2 separate regions of the Homo sapiens genome follow, and region 1 is linked to region 2. Evidence: chromatin loops called from intact Hi-C (ENCODE). Cell type or tissue: PC-3. All regions are shown on one strand.

Region 1 (5,000 bases), 130 kb after region 2:
GTGATGTTCCCCTCCCTGTGTCCATGTGTTCTTATTGTTCAACTCCCACTTATGAGTGAAACGTGGTGAAACACAGCAATTTTTAAAATTGCACAGGTGCCTGGTGCTTCTCCTGATGGATTAAGAGACATCCTCTCCTTTGACAAAATCTCTGGTCACAGATAATAGAGGACTTGGGGTTTAGTCTGTACCTCTTGTTCAACTCTGAGGACTTTGATCTTGTTACTCCATTGTAGCAACAAAGGGAAGTCAATAATGCCTTTTCAGTAACATGCATGTGAAGTCATAGGGGATCAAAAGTGTCTTTGTGTTTCAGAAATAGTGGAATATCACCACAGACTTACACTGCAGCCTCCCCTAATGTGCTTACTGTTGTGTGGAGGGCTTAGTGGCAGAAAACTTGCTGGATAATCAAGTAAAGAAGAAAAAGTGTTTACAAATTTATTCTGAAGATGATATTCAAATAGTTCTAGCTGGTATCTTAATGGTTAGCCATGGACAGGTTTGGAAAAAACTAGGTTTAATATATTTAATCTGTTTCATGTAGTTAATAAATTGATACAAATTTTGGCAAAAGAAATACTGCCAAGAATGTTTGTAAAAAGTTTCTTTTTAATGTCATCTTTGGGAACATAAACAATCTCAGGTTCTCAGTTGCTTACCACCCCACTATAAAAAGGAGTACAGTGACCAGCAGTTTCTTGTGGTATTATAAAATATAGAGATAATTTTAGTTTTATTTGTTGAATTTCTTTTTTATTTTACTTACACACACACACAAACACACACGCATACACACACCTGACCCAATATAATGGGTCATCCACTTTATTTATAGTTGAGTTGGGAACATTTAGGGAGATTTACCAACATAATGCAAGCATTAATTTTTGGTTTGGAAAGAACAAACTGAATGAAATAAGAGTAAAAGGTCCTATAAAAGGTATTTAGTTTACTCATAAAGCCAGATTTTATATGCGTATATACCATATATTATTTTATTTAACAAATATTTAATAATTTCCATTAAGCCTATGAATAAATACTAATCACTGTGGAAGAAGAAACTCGGAATTAGGGAGACAAAATTGTACTAGCATCATTTTCACAATTGTTGCTTTGAATCATGGTCATGTTTGTAACTCAAATACATGGTCTTGGTTATTATTGGAAAGGATTTCTTAAAAAGTAATAACAAAACATCATTTATCTTTAAAGAACTTCCATAAATGCCCACTAATTTTCTGTTTTAAGGAACTGTTTATTGGGAATACCAACCTTGTTAAGACGAGTTGAAGTCATATACACTATTGTATTTTAATGAGTTGCATTATTTCTGTTCTTTGGTTATTTACGGGAAAACATTTCCATTATTTCATGAGATAGCGTTGCTGAAAGTGAAAACACAGGGCAGCTGGACCAATTTTTTGTGCTCCTAATTTACAGATTGGGACATAATAAAAAGTAAATGAGATAGCTCTTTCTCACCAAGTAGTCTGTCTTCATTACCTGGCAGCGATTCTGTTACTGACATGGGTACATTTAAGAGGCATTATGATTACAATTTACACATTCTGATTACACTAATGCATATTGTTTTATGCCGAACACTTTTGCCAGTCTTCCAAATGATCAGTTAGGACGCCTTGGATAGCTTTACTCTCTGTTCGTTAAGTGCCAAGTTTAAATAGATCATATGCTTAACATTACCTTAATGTTGGAATCTCCACCTACTCCTTAATTTTTATGTGTTACATATCATTGAAAACTTCCATTCTGCATAATAAAAATGGAACAGAACCCTCTAATTTCTTCTCATTACAAAGAGCCCATTTATGCTTACAAATTGTGGCTGCATTCTTCAGGAAGTTAGTCATCCCTCCGTGTTTGTGAACTACACAATTGTTTAAGTGAGTGAGAAGATGACTTAGGAGATTTCTAGATTCCTAAAGACATTAACACACACAACTAGTAACGTGCCAGTTCTAGTACCTTGTTGGGTGTGTATCCTGCTTTGTGAGGAGAACTTTAGGGCACTGAGTTTAATCCAGAAGAGACCTAGATTACCCCTGGTTATTTAATAATCCTTTAGGCACTTGGGAGTTGACTTCTAGACAAAGTACAGATGTTTGGAGACTTGAGGATTCCACGCAAGAGTTCTCTACCATTTAAAACCCTTGTCCCCCAAGTGGCTCCAGAAGGGCACTGGAGGATTTCATAATATCTTAGAGCTGCTGGTGACTCAGCAACTTCTGCAGAAATACACTTATAAGTGGTAGCACCTGTTGGGTATGGACACCCTCAAAAGTAAGCTAATTGCCGAGGCTGAATATATTTAGTCTAAAGTGCATATATATTTAGTCTAAAGGTAGAGCATGGAGGAGAAAGCAGATTAATTGCAACCTTTTAAGTATGACAATAAAGATAGTTTGTCTTTTTCGGAACTCATTTGGGTCTTCTCCCAGGCTCTAGAGAAGCACATATTCCTTCCCTTCATGTATCTGTCTTAGCTAAAAAGTTTGAAAACAGGTACTGTATCATACTAGAACCACTTTTAACTTTGAGGTTGTTTAGCAGCGTGCCCTAGATTTCTGTTTCTGGTCATAATGGAATATCTAGGAATGAGCTGGCTTTCCCTTTTGGTTGTAAACAATTAAAAAAACTGTATCAACATATAAAACAATTGATTTCACACACTGGACAACAGGCAGCACAAGACTGTGACCCTTGACAGAAGAAAAACAAATAAAATGACTTTCATGATTCTTCCTTATAATGTATTGATTCCATTTTCTCTTCCACTGTCAGAGAGGTGGACCCAAGGTGAGAATCTGAATGGACATGCCACCTGTCTAAATACGTATGTTACAAATAAAGTTAACACACTGTAAAAGGAAATATGTTATATTGTCCTATTTTGACAAAGACACATAATTATGACCAAAAAAAGTATATTGGATCTTGATGCTAGTTATAAAAATATTTTCAGTATGAGAAAATTCATCAAGTTTTGTTTTGTTTTGTCTTGTTTTTTGAGACCAAGTCTCACTCTGTTGCCCAGCCTGGAATGCAGTGGCGTGATCTCAGTTCACTGCAACCTCTGCCTCCCAGGTTCAAGCGATTCTCCTGCCTCAGCCTCCCAACTAGCTGGGTTTACAGGCATGCACCACCACGCCTGGCTAATTTTTGTATTTTTGATAGAGATGGGTTTTCACCATGTTGGCCAGGCTGGTCTCAAACTCCTGACCTCAAGTGATCTGCCTGCCTCAACCACCCAAAGTGCTGGGATTACAGGCGTGAGCCACCAAGCCCGGCCATCAGATTGTACACTTGGGATCTGTGCATTTTTGAATTAGGTCAAACAATCTGAAATTGCTGGTACTTAATCACTTTTGACCTACAAAATTAGGAATCACGTGGTTCAACATAATGTACCCATATGTATGAATTTTATATAACAAAATGTCTGCAAAATGTCAAAGTTTACTGTATTTAATTATTGTGCATGTCTCAGTGTTTTACTGATCACAGTGCAAAATGTTCCTTAGGTGCCTTTTGCAACTGTTGCAAGCTTTGTGCTAAGGCACTAACTTCTGAGTATTTTTGAAACTATACATTGTATGTCAAAGCCAGAAAATGAACACTTGCTACTAGTAGGAAATAACACTTCATTGTGCAAGATTCTCTTGTGTTTAAGTTCTGAGGAAAATTAATTGATCTCACCACTCAAATTTCCCCCAACACTTTCTGTGATATAACATTACCGTTATTTCAACTCTACATCAATCTCTTTTTTCCATAAGGCTGACTCTTTATATTAAAGATTATGTTCAGAATAGGAATTAGGTTAAGCCACAAGTGACTCATTCATTGAAAGCTCAGACTTGTAAAATAAAGGGAAGCAGTCTAACATATGAAATATGCTTGTATCAAAATATAATTTTTAAGATCAACACATATTTCAAAAATCAAATATAGGATTTTTTTGCTAGATTATTATCATGTGCTTTGGTTGTTTTCTGAGAATATAGGCCTCAGATTTTATATTAAGCGTAAGTCAATGAATTTTTAGATGGTCTCCATGTCAAGTTTTGATTTATTTTTTCAAGCATGTGGAAACCATTAAGAAATAAATATAGGTGTTTTTTCCCCTTCCTCATAAGAGCATTTTAAATATCAAACGCATACAACAGGAAAGCACAATTGATAAACAAACCAAATATGCAAAAGTCTTTTACTTAGTATAACTTCCCCAATTCTATAATCCTGAAGATATTTTAATGGCATTAAGACTAGCTGAGTACGTATGACTTAATTTGAAGGTCTAACTCTGAGAGAGCATTACCTTTCTAACAAAGAGAGCTAGAAGAGCATTTTAATCATATTTGATTAGCATTCACATTTAATAACTATATACCAAGACTTTCCACAAAGTATTATGGTAACTTATAGCATAAATCATAAGAAAGGAAGCAACTGAGAAATGAATAATATAATGGACAACGTAATGTCAGGAATGAGGAAAGAAACATCAGAAATATGGCAACAAAGCACATTGAGATAAAAAGGCAGTGACTGAGTTTCAAATCTGGCAACGGAACAAAAAGAATTCTTGAGGTTTCTAGATCTGCATACCCATGAACTAATGGAAAATCTATTCCTAAAAGAAGATTCCCAATAACTGGTACAATTTAGGGGAAAAAAAACCTGCCTTGATTTAATGTCTTGATGCTCTTCGATATTTTTCATGTTAATATCCCTTTTTATTGTTAAACCACCATGGCCTTGGCTGCAGAACGAGGGTCATAGGTTTTTATTAGAATTGAAACGGAGACCACCATAGTTATATAGTTTGAGGACATAATTACAGATGTCTGGGCAAAACAGGACGAACAGAATTTCAAGACCCAGTATATAAAAATGTTTTGCTGAACCAAATGCGTAATTGCAAACCTACATCTTAGAATTAAATTCTAGATTTGATGAATAAGATGCTCAGT
Region 2 (5,000 bases):
CACCTCCTCTGATTGCATCCCATGTCTGTATCAGTGCAGCAACAATCTCAGCCCTTCCTGAAGTATCACTAGCCTGCCCCACACATTCAGTCCACGAAATTATACAGATGCGTATTGGGCAACAGTCCAGGCCTTCCACTTTCCATCTGTATTTTCCATGACTCCCCTATTTGCACAGGGGTGTCTATAAGTGCCCTGGATGCCTGCTGATGGCTGTGGCTCTGCTCCAAGTCAAGACATTGCTCTCTATCTGGCTCCTTTCCTACTGTGTCCCTGCACAGAGCTCACAGTGCATTTTACATTGTAAACATCTGTTTAGTTTTATGGCTTCCTTATTAGTTCCTAAGCCCTGTGAGGACCGAGACCATGCCTGAGGTATTATCCACTCTATCCTTAATAGCTGCTTTTTAATTAATTTATTTTTTGAGACAGAGTCCCACTCTGTCACCAAAGCTGGAGTGCAATGGCACAATCTCGGCTCACCGCAACCTCCACCTGCCAAGTTCAAGTGATTCTTCTGCCTCAGCCTCCCAAGTAGCTGGGATTACAGGTGCCTGCCACCACACCTGGCTAATTTTATTTTTGTATTTTTAGTAGTGATGGGGTTTCATGATGTTGGCCAGGCTGGTCTCAAACTCCTGACCTCAGGTGATCCACCTGCCTCGGCCTCCCAAAGTGCTGGGATTACAGGCGTGAGCCACCGTGCCTGGCCCTAATAGCTTCTTTAGTACTTCTCATGTACTAGGCCCTTACCAAATATTTTTGAACTGAATTTGTAATTGAAGTAGGTGACTCTTTTTGTAAGCTCTTTCAGGGACGTGATGGGTCTTGTCCCATCAACATTGCCTCACACATATTTTACAATAGACCCTTAAAAGTAGATTTGTTTAATTGAGATGAACTCACCTCCATGTTGAAGACTAAATTGGCTGTGCCCTTCTCCTTGCTTGGTGTGGCTGGTGAGGCACAAATTTAATCTCATATGGCCTTGGGTAGGTGGGTTCAGTGGGCAGCTGACTTGTTTTCAAGGTTTTAGAGCCAGGGGCTCTTGGTCATTATAAAGCTCTTTTGCTCCTCTTTGGAGTGAATTCAAACCACTCATTTTCCTTCACTATAACTTCCCTCTGTGATCTCAAAGCATAATCAACAATGGATTAAGTATTAGACAGGAGACTCAATCTTTGATCCTTTTCAATGACTCCCCCCTTGTCCAAGAAGCTGTATGAAGACTTAAAGATATATTTATACACATAACGCAGGTCATACCTGAAGTTCACAATGATAGACGAAAGCACCCATTTGGAAAAGTAAACTCAAACTATCAACTTAACTAAACTGACAGCGCTAACTCACTAAAATCAGGTAGGAGAACATATAAATTCCTGTGCTTTATTTTTAAAAAAGTCAACAGCTGCACAAGAGGCATATCTTAGGAGCAGCACTGTAAATGAAGAGGTGCATATAGGCTAAAATATGAGCATAAAGTGCATGTGTTGGGGGGGTGTGTAACCTAGCTTGAGGAGGAGGAGCAACCCAGGAAAGCTCAATGGAAGAGGCAGAAAGCAGCAGAAGGAGGGAAGGAAAGATGGTGCTGGGGGAGGGAGTGTCCTGGTCCAGAGTTCAGACGTGAGATGGAGTGTATGTGGTGAGTTGGAGGATCTGAGAATGAGCCCAGGGGCAAGGTGAGTGGTGGACCAGAGCTGACACTTGGAGAAACCATGACTACTTCTATTAGGCCTTAGAATATGTGCTGAGAAGTTTGAATTTTATCCTGGAGGCTTTGGGGATACATAGAATTTTAAGCTAGGGACTAATAGGGCCAGATCTGTTTTACAAAGATTACTCTGGCTGTACTATGTAATGTATATAGAGAATTATGACAAGGCCCTTGTCATTACCACCTGGGGAGAGGTGATGATAAGAACCTGTTCAAGTGGGAAAGCAGAGAAGTAGGCAGATGTAAGGCTATTAAGGAGGAGGAAGTGACAGGATTTGGGTGTGAGTGAAATGGGAGGGATGCACAAAGGAAGGAGTGAAGCTTGGCTTCAAATCTTGATAGCAGGTCATGTGGGGAGATGGTATTAACCAAGATAGAGATTGTCAGAAGGATACCATGTCACAAAGGTTCAGAATTCGTATGCAGAAAGTTATACTGCTCTCTCAACATCCCTTAAAGCAAACTTGATGAGCATATAATGAGTGCCCATTGGGTGCTCATATTGAGTATAAGAATCTCGTCTGTTCCCTTATGTACAAAATGTATAAAAAGGACAGTTCATGCCCCTAGTAGGTTGATACCCTAGTGGATGAACCGTGTATTTAGTATGAAAGATAAAGCTCAGATTTCTAGTCCAATGACTCATTAAAAAATATTGTGTGGTTTGATGCTTGTCTAAACATCAGGAAAACAAATATACTTTTTGTATTACTTTATGAATCAAACACATCATTGTTTCTTGTTGAGATGATAAATGTTTTGAGTCATGGCTTTCCGGAGGGTATTTTATTCAGTACAGATTAGTCTGACAGCCTATATTTTACCTTTTATTTTTTAAGGTGTATTTCACTTTCAGCATCCGAACTATATTTTGGGAGAGGAAATAGAGGGATGGTTAGATGGTCAATGTCATACTAAATTATTCTTTAGGACTAGAGCATTCTTAAATTCTATTATTTAAAATTGGTTTTGTCTTGTTACTCTTACATGATTTTATAAGTAACCACACACCAAATTAATCTTTTCCTGAAATATACATTGAAGTTTTTAGTTTTGTTTGTGGTATATTACAAATAAATCACAAATCAGTATCTGTGTGGTTATCTCTGGTTGCTGAAATCATCAGTGATTTATTTATTTGCATCACTTAGATGTCTAATTTAAACCTGCGAGTAAATTATTTTTGCTGTAAAATGCAATTGAATCTATTGACAGGCAAAAAATATGCTTTGTTCTCTTAACTGTTATTCTACAGTAATATACCTCTGAAATGAAATAGCACAACTGCAATAAACCTCACATTAGGGTATATCTGTAATCATTACCACTGGCTCTGGCACATCCTGTGATTTGATTCTGATCCCCAAATTTTATGGCTTTTTTGTTTTGTTTTGCTTTTAAAAGACAAACCTATAAATGTGAAAAATGTAATTCCAAGACAGTAGAGTTAGGAAGCCATTATGAAGGCAATTGTAGAGGAAAATTGAGAGTGTAAAATGATAACTTTAAAATATTTAAAATTATGGAGGTGGAAATTAAATTGCAGACTTCGGGGAAGTGCGTACTATGCAGGGGAAATGGAAGTCATCCCTAACTTAGAAAAAGAGTGTGTAGTGAGATAAAAGAGCCAAGGAGAATGGCAAACACTGAGCTTAAATATTTCAAAGCAACTATTTCAATTAGTTTCCGCATTTAAAAAATGGCGCGTAGCAATAGGACATATACCAATTCATAGGAAGCATATTTATCTAAGTTCTTTCTGACCTAGCTTCCAAAGGTATATTTGAGAACTAACTGTAATCTGGAAAAGAATTGTTTGTTTTCTCCATTTCATCTTTGCTTCCAGTGTTTACAATTTTAATGGGGCTGTTAGATGAATTCTGGCAAATGGAGAACCATGGCATGATAAAAAGTAGCTGAGGACCTTTGGTTAGTTATATTAACATTGAATTCATTTATTAGATTAAAAATACATCATATGGACTCTTTGATCATTTGCTAAAGTGTATATGCATTTCTGCATATTTTTACTCATTCTGCTACTAATAAAGCAAATAGCAATGATTGTCAACCCTATCAGATCCAATGTTCTCTTCTGTAATAAATACTTTATAAGTCTCCTTAACCATTTTGAAATCGTGTCCAGGTGCTATTGTGTGAGAGGGATAAAATGAAATGGTGAAATGTGTTCACCTCCATTTAGAATCACCGTGAACTATGACTAGAAGATGTGATTACCCTGAATGGCATTGTCAATCATTAACGATACTGTTTCCAAAATGAACAACTCTGGTAAAGCTCTAATACTTCAAAGTAAAATCTTCCCTCACTTTAAACTGAACAAGAGTAGAATTTCTAGAAAATCAGAGTATGCTAAGATAGTAAAAAAATATTTTTTTGGATGTTTTCTTGTGCCAATTTACTTTCAGGCGAGTCAGGACCTATTGCATTATTGATTTTAATTCCTTTGACTTTCCTTTGCAATTTCCTTGAGATTTGGCTCAGAATTTGGGACATTGTCTTAAATATAGTAGGTCCTCAATTGATGGTTATTTGTGTTAGTTACTTTAGAGCATGAACATTTCTGTTTTATTGGGAGTAACAGAATGACAGCTGAATGCAACTGAAATGGTTGTGGTTGTCATTCTCAATTAGAAGGAGGGCCAAAAGTCTAGTCTATCTTGCCTTTTCTTCTTTTTCCAATTTACTTCAGTAGAAATGCTTTTGTAAAGGAGCAATATATAGGACTTGGCACAAATACGGAACTCTGTAGCCCTTCAGTGAGAAAATTGGAAACTGGCAGAACTATCACAAGGAATTGCTAACCACAAAACTTGAAAATAAATATTCTCCTCTTGGTCCATGAACTCAATGGAATAATTGATATATGGTGTTCACTGTGAGTTTCTTTTCTGGTAGTGCTAATCAACTTGAACCAAGCTCCTCTTTGTCTTCCTCAAATTGCCAATGGCACTGATATGAGGTGATTGACTTGAAGCAGTCGAAGATCTCATCAAACTCATCAAAAATGTCAAGGTCGTAGAGTAGTTTTGCAGGTGTGATCTGAAATATTATATAGAAAGGTAGAATTTCAGAGCCAGAGATTTTTCACATTCTGACATAATACATACAAGCCAAATTCATAGATGGTAGTATAAATACTGGACATTTTAGATTATTGTTCCAAAATCATGCTATGAAAATATGATCACAGTGAGACAGCTTTCCAAATTTTGGAAATCTCTCTAATAGAAGTAGTGCATTTCCCCCAACTCATTTTGTT

Evidence for each region. Peaks named below come from ENCODE experiments on the same cell type or tissue, not always from the same donor. Only the 100,000 strongest peaks of a DNase experiment are listed, where the experiment ranks them.
Region 1: a loop joins it to region 2, with 2.0 times the contacts of the local background. A loop is called at or near these places in 1 of 110 quality-filtered maps.

What each region holds. Positions count from the first base shown.
Region 1 is chr18:69,785,250-69,790,249 of GRCh38, reverse strand. The region is part of intron 7 of DOK6 (docking protein 6); the gene reads right to left. Among named protein-coding and RNA genes, the nearest start is that of CD226, 160 kb to the left of the region's middle. In PC-3, no CTCF peak of the experiment used is centred here; a DNase peak (open chromatin) is centred at 1,889; H3K27ac peaks cover 1,272 bases.
Region 2 is chr18:69,913,983-69,918,982 of GRCh38, reverse strand. All of the region lies in intron 2 of CD226 (CD226 molecule), which reads left to right. Among named protein-coding and RNA genes, the nearest start is that of CD226, 31 kb to the left of the region's middle. In PC-3, CTCF peaks have their summits at 2,057 and 2,256; a DNase peak (open chromatin) is centred at 2,412; H3K27ac peaks cover 652 bases.